Regions from separate parts of the Homo sapiens genome. Here region 2 is linked to region 1. Evidence: chromatin contacts called from ENCODE Hi-C or POLR2A ChIA-PET data. All regions are on one chromosome and are shown on one strand. The core of a region is the stretch at or near the end of the contact, and the rest is flanking DNA. Distances in the headings are between cores, read along the strand shown.

What was found. A loop is a pair of places that touch in the nucleus more often than their neighbours do. ChIA-PET counts read pairs that join two places held with the same protein, here RNA polymerase II (POLR2A). Pooled maps may share reads with other maps.
Region 2: a loop to region 1 is called in a pooled map, with 6 times the contacts of the local background. The contact joins the promoter of MCM5 here to the enhancer-like site in region 1. A Hi-C loop is called at or near these places in 7 of 50 pooled maps. POLR2A ChIA-PET finds 5 or more read pairs at or near these places in 3 of 52 experiments (A549, activated CD4-positive, alpha-beta T cell and activated naive CD4-positive, alpha-beta T cell).

The regions. Positions count from the first base shown.
Region 1 is chr22:36,122,575-36,125,854 of GRCh38, forward strand. No RefSeq gene overlaps it. Among named protein-coding and RNA genes, the nearest start is that of APOL3, 37 kb to the right of the region's middle. RefSeq lists an enhancer at 1,427-1,721 and a silencer at 1,662-1,731. Within about 2 kb of position 1,542, at least 31 of the 41 ENCODE cell types and tissues checked have a DNase peak (open chromatin) inside an H3K27ac peak, as active enhancers do.
Region 2 is chr22:35,398,310-35,401,589 of GRCh38, forward strand. MCM5 (minichromosome maintenance complex component 5) reads left to right here and starts at 1,831. Exons shown (of 17, transcript NM_006739.4): 1 at 1,831-1,899; 2 at 2,122-2,296. The coding sequence starts at 2,130. RefSeq lists enhancers at 1,376-1,425, 1,436-1,595.

The DNA of each region.
Region 1 (3,280 bases), core at 292-2,791:
CCTGTAATCCCAGCACTTTGGGAGGCCGAGGCGGGCGGATCACCTGAGGTCAGGAGTTTGAGACCAGCCTGACCAACGTGGTGAACCCCTGTCTCTATTAAAAATTCAAAATTAGCCGGGCATGGTGGTGCATGCCTGTAGTCCTAGCTAGTTGGGAGGCTGAGGCAGGAGAATCGCTTGAACCTGGGAGGTGGAGCTTGCAGTGAGCCAAGATCGCGCCATTGCACTCCAGCCTGGGCTACTAGAGCGAAACTCTGTCTCAAAAAACAAAACAAAACTAAACAAAACAAAAAAACAAACCAAACAAACAAACAAAAACCACCAAAAAGCAAGCCCCCGATCTCAGTGGTTCACAACAGCAAAGGCTACTTCTTGCTCACGCTACATGTCCATCATGGGGCAGGTGCCTCTCTGCTCCGGTTGTCTTCCCTCCTGGACTCAGTATCATGGAGCAACCACTTTCTGGAAGATTGCTGGTTGCCACAGTAGAGGAAAAGGGTCTTATATCAGCATTCATTGCTGTGGCTTAGAAATGACACATATTATTTCCATTCAAAACTCTTTTGTCCAGAACTGGTTACATATTCCCACCCAACCATAAGGAGACCAGGAAGAATAATCCCACTGTGCATCTGGAAAGGGGAAAAGCCAGACAAATGTGGCCAACAGCCCCAGTGACTACCACCACAGTGCTTTTGAAAACCACTGCCCAGAGCCAGAAGGATGGAGGATCAGCATGGCGGTAGGAGGAAGGGAGAAGCCAGAGGGGAATGAGGAGGAGCCGGGGTGCCTGGTATGGAGGGCCATCCATCCTTGGTCAATGTGCAGGGCTGGGGCCAGAGGAAGGCTGGGCGCCTTTCTCATCTGGACCCAGACCCAGACAGACCCCGGGGCCATTCCGTTCTGCAGGCAAACAAGCCAGTCCCGCTAGAATGTGGCAGTCACAGGCTTTCAACATGGAAGGTGGAGCTGCCTGGACGCTGTGTTTTTTTTCTGTTTGTTTTTTTGAGACGGAGTCTTGCTCTGTCACCCAGGCTGGAGTGCAGTGGCATGATCTGGGCTGATTGCGCCTCGGCAAAATCTCGGCTGACTTGCCTCCCGGGTTCAAGCGATTCTCCTGCTTCAGCCTCCCGAGTAGTTGAGATTACAGGCGCGCACCACCACGCCCGGCTAATTTCTGTATTTTTAGTACAGACGGGGTTTCATCATGTTGGCCACGCTGGTCCTGACCTCAAGCGATCCGCCCGCCCAGGCCTCCCAAAGTGCTGGGATTACAGGAATAAGCCACCGCGCCCGGCCAGACGCTGTGTTTTCCTGGCACTCCACTTCATGAGCAAAACTGTCACAGAGTAGTATTTCCCTGGCTCCACCCCTCCGGCGCTGCTGGATTCCTGAACCTATTCACTTCTTCTGAAGTGCTCTCAACTTGGCCTCCCTGGCTCCTTCCTGGTGCAGACATTTACTCTTCCTGCTCCGGCTTTGTGCCTCTGTAAAACTGCTGACGTCACCAGCAGCGGCTCCGACCGCCTGTCCTCCAAGGTCCCGGGCTGCGGCTGCGCAGCGCCGACAGCACGATGCGTGTGCCGACAGCGCCACCTCCTGGCTCTGCCGAGGCTGTTGGCAACACGCAGGGCTCGCAGTGCGCCCGCTTTTCTACTGCAGCCCTCAAAATTCAGCACGAGGCTTGGCTAGGGGAGCTTGAGTGGCTGACACTGTGGTCTGGTTAGTTTCCATTCTGACCCATGCTAGCCGTCTTTCAGATTCTAGAACTCAGTTCTTCTCCGGACCTCCCTCCCAGCCACAAGTCTTTGAATATGCGGCCTGCAGCTGGGCTCCCCTCATCCCCGCTCTTCTCCCCAACCTTCTTCATCATCCCTTGGCCGATCTTGAAGACTTAGCGGAGGCAGGGCGCAATGGCTTACGCCTGTAATCCCAGCACTTAGGGAGGCCGAGGCGGGAGCATCACTTGAGGTCAGGAGTTTGAGACCAGTCTGGCCAACATGGTGGAACTTTGTCTCTACTAAAAATACAAAAATTAGCTGGGCGTGGTGGCGGGCACCTGTACTCCCAGCTACTGGGGAGGTTGAGGTAGGAGAATCGCTTGTACCCGGGAGGCAGAGGTTGCTGTGAGCCAGGATTGAGCCACTGCACTCCAGCCTGGGCAACAGAGCGAGATCCTGTCTCAAAGGAAAAAAAAAGTCTTAGCTGAAACGTCACTTCCTCGACTCCTCAAATTTAGTCAAGCCCCCGTGCTATGAGATCTCTCCCCTTCTTGCTGGACGGGTTGGCAATGCTGGAGGATCTTGAAAGAGGAACACTCATGGGTCAAGAGCATTTCCTAACAGCGAACAGAGGTTTCAGAATCCTCATGAGCATCGGTGTCTCCTTGCTGGGACGCTGCTCACACACTTTGTGATCCTCAGAGGTGAGATGCAGGCCTATTAAACACGCTGGCCTTGGTGAGAAAGCCTCTGTGGGTTTCCTGTTTATCCCAATAAGCTGATTCAGGAAAGGAGACATCTCCTTCCTTCTCTGTTTGCCATGGAGGACTCACACCTTTCTTGTCCCCAGGACAGTGGACATCTGTTTGCCAATGCAGACCTCGTGCTCACTGGAGGCTGGAGAAGGCACGCTCAAGAAACGTTCAAGGCATGACAGCTACCCAGAAGGCCTCTAGTGCCCCAAGAGCTGCTCATCAGCCCCATTTTCTTCCTAATATTATTTAAAAATTTAAAGAAATTCAGTGAAAGTGTAAGCATACAGGCATAGGTAGTAGGTAAACTAGAATTCACTCTTGCTGGGGGAATACCACCCAGGGTTTGAAAAGATACAGAAGGCAAAAGAAACTGCATTTAGTATAATAAAATACAATTAGGCAGAGCACGGTGGCTCATGCCTGTAATTCCAGCACTTTGGGAGGCCGAGGAAGGCGGATTACCTGAGCTCTGGAGTTTGAGACCAGCCTGGGCAACATGGTGAAACCCCGTCTCTACAAACATACAACAATTAGTGAGTCTTGGTGGTACATGCCAGTCATCCCAGTTATTTGCTGGGCTGGGCTGGGATGGGAGGACTGTTTGGGCTCAGGAGGTCAAGGCTGCAATGAGCTGTGTTCACGCCACTGCACTCCAGCCTGGGTGACAAAGCAAGACCATGTCTAGAAAAAATAAAAAAATTAGCAGCCTATAATTCCAAAGCAGAAAACCAGCTGGCTGGCTATGCACTAAATCTGACCAGCCATTGTGTGTAAGGCGTGTGTGTGCAAATGTGTGTTTGCATG
Region 2 (3,280 bases), core at 581-3,080, 720 kb before region 1:
GCAGTCTCAAACTCCTGGGCTCAGGCCATCCTCCCACCTTGGCCTCTTGAGTAGCTAGGACAACAGGTGTGCTCCACCATGCCCAGCTAATTAAAAAAAAATTTCAAGCCGGGCGCAGTGGCTCATGCCTGTAATCCCAGCATCTTGGAAGGCTCAGGCGGGTGGATCACCTGAGGTCAGGAGTTCAAGGCTGGCCAACATGGTGAAACCCTGTCTCTACTAAAAATACAAAAAATTAGCCAGGCGTGGTGGCACACACCTGTAATTCCAGCTACTTGGGAAGCTGAGGCAGGAGAATTGCTTGAACCCAGGAGGTGGAAGTTGCAGTGAGCCGAGATCGTGACACTGCACTCCAGCCTGGGCAACAGAGTGAGACTCTGTCTCAAAACAAAAAAAATTATAAAAAAATTTCTAGAGAAGCGGGATCTTGCTATGTTGCCCAGGCTGGCCTCAACTCCTGGACTCAAGGGATCCTCTCATCTTGGTCTCCTGAAGTGCTAGGATTACAGGCATGAGCCACAGTGCCTATAGATCAAGGTTGAGGCTTAGAAGTGAAGGGAGCCCAGAGGAACCTGGCTAGAGTTTGGTCAAGGAGAGTCTTTGTCACCATACTACAGAAAATTAAGCAGCTGTTAAACAGAATGAGGCCGGTCTGGGCATGGTGGCTCACGCCTGTAATTCCAGCACTTTGGGAGGCCGAAGCGAGTGGATCACTTGAGGCCAGAAGTTCGAGACCAGTGTGGGCAACATGGTGAAACCCTGTCTCCACTAAAAATACAAAAATTAGCTGAGCATGGTGGCGCCTGCCTGTAGTCCCAGCTAGTTGGGAGGCTGAGGCAGGAGAATCGCTTGAACCGGGGAGGCAGAAGTTGCAGTGAGCCGAGATTGAGCCACTGCACTCCATCCTGGGGGACAGAGTGAGACTCCCTCTCAACAAATAAATAAACAAATAAAAGCAGTGTGTTAGGGTGCGAGAACCCGGGTCGGGGACGCGGGTGAGCCGCGCGGTAATCGCCCTGTCCTGCCACCAGCTGGAGGACAGGGGCTCCTCAGAGCCTCAGGCCCAGAGAACGGGCCCCACGACCGGGAAGCGAATACTCCACAGGGCACAGTCTCCCAATGCAAAATGGGCACCTGGACCCAATCATTTCTGAACTTCTAGTTTTTTCTCCCTATGGCTATGAAAAGGGTCATTTTTTTTCATAGGACTTTAAAAGAAGGCTTAAGAAAAGCACGCAGGCCTGGCCGGGTAGCTCACGCCAGTAATCCCAGTGCTTTGGGACGTCAAGGCAGGCGGGTCGCTTGAGAGTAGAGTTTCGAGACCTGGGCAAGATGGTGAGACTCCGTCTTTATGAAATATTTTAAGAAAATCACGTACACCTGTGGTCCCCGCTACAAGGGAGGCTGAGGCGGAAGGATTGCTTGAGCCCAAGAGGTTGAGGCTACAGTAAGCCGTGATCCAGCCACTGCACTCCATCCCCGGCAACACAACGAGACCATGCGTCAGGAAAAAAAAAAAAAAACCAAGAAAATAAAAAAGAAACCACCTAAAGGCGTCCTCCGCGCGCCCGCCCCTCCGCCATCTTTGCGTCCGCCCCGTCCTGCGCCGCCACTTCCTTCCCAGCCAGAAGTTTCGCGCCAAATTGTTCCGCACACAAAATGGAGCCCGGAAGGAGGCGAGGTCATGCACTTTGCAGCCAATCATCTTCGGCAGACAGTCCGGGCGGCGGGGCTGGAGGGCTCAGAACGGTCCAATCGCTGGCCGCGAGGCTCCGGCGAACCAATGGGAGCGCAGCGGCTGCGGCGTCCGAACACCGCCTCTTGTTTTTCCCGCGAAACTCGGCGGCTGAGCGTGGAGGTTCTTGTCTCCCCTGGTTTGTGAAGTGCGGAAAACCAGAGGTGAGGCTAGTGGGAGTGGGACTGGGACTGGGAGCCAGCAGGCATCTGGATTTCCGGGTGTAGTTGGAGTGGGACAGGAGTTTCTCGGGAACTGGGGTTGGAGTCCGGGAGCGCGGCCGGGGGTCCCCCTGCTCCGGACTCAGGGCAGGGACCCAGGCGTCGGAGGGGAGGAGGTGCCAGGCGCTGCCCCCAGCCTGTTCTGGCCGTTTGTTCCCACCCCAGGCGCAGTCATGTCGGGATTCGACGATCCTGGCATTTTCTACAGCGACAGCTTCGGGGGCGACGCCCAGGCCGACGAGGGGCAGGCCCGCAAATCGCAGCTGCAGAGGCGCTTCAAGGAGTTCCTGCGGCAGTACCGAGTGGGCACCGACCGCACGGGCTTCACCTTCAAATACAGGTGCGGCTCCTGCGGGGCCGGGGGCTCGAGTTCCAGTGTGGCCGCTCACACGCCTCTACCAGCCTGCTAGAGTCCTGGACAGTCAGGGCACAGATGGGCCCAGACGGGGGAAAGAGCCGGTCCTGGGTCACAGGGCTCATCCCGGCAGCCTCACGCCTTGGTATAAGGCTTTGTGTATTTTGTTTTACTTTATTTTATTTTATTTTATTATTAACGTATTTGTTTATTATTTTGAGACGGAGTCTCGCTCTGTCGCCAGGCTGGAGTGCAGTGGCACGATCTCGGCTCACTGCAACCTCCGCTTCCCGGGTTCAAGCGATTCTTGTGCCTCAGCCTCCCGAGTAGGTGGGACTACCCCCGCCATCACCACGCCCGGATAATTTTTTGTAATTTTAGTAGAGATGGGGTTTCGCCATGTTCGCCAGGCTGCTCTCGAACTCCTGACCTCAAGTGATCCACCCGCCTCAGTCTCCCAAAGTGCTGGGATTACAGGCGTGAGCCACCGTGCCCGGCCTGCTTTGTGTATTTTATCTGTACCTGGAGTTAACTTCTGGGTGAGTCACCTGTTGAGTGGGCCACCAGCAACCAGCTAGCGCCACTTGGACCGTTTAGTTCTTTATCCAGATCTTGTTCCTGTTCATCTGCTTCCTATCATCCTTCCATGTCATGTCTGAGACCTTACAAACTCAAGTTCCCTGTAGGTGTAAAAGGTGAAGATGGCAGTTAGGATTCACTTCACTTCGCTCATTCATTTATTTATACCAGTCTTGCACCTTCATTGATTGAGCACCTGCTGCCTGCCAGATACTGTTCTGGGTGCTGGGCTGCAGCACTGAAGCTGGACCTGGCTCCTGCTTCTAGGTGATTGTACGACCTGTGACATCATGAGAATTCTCATAGGCCCGGCCTCTATCCCTGAAATGTTAAAATGCAGAGAACATGAGGTTGCAGGTTCAGCACTGGCCCATTATTAGCTGAGTGACT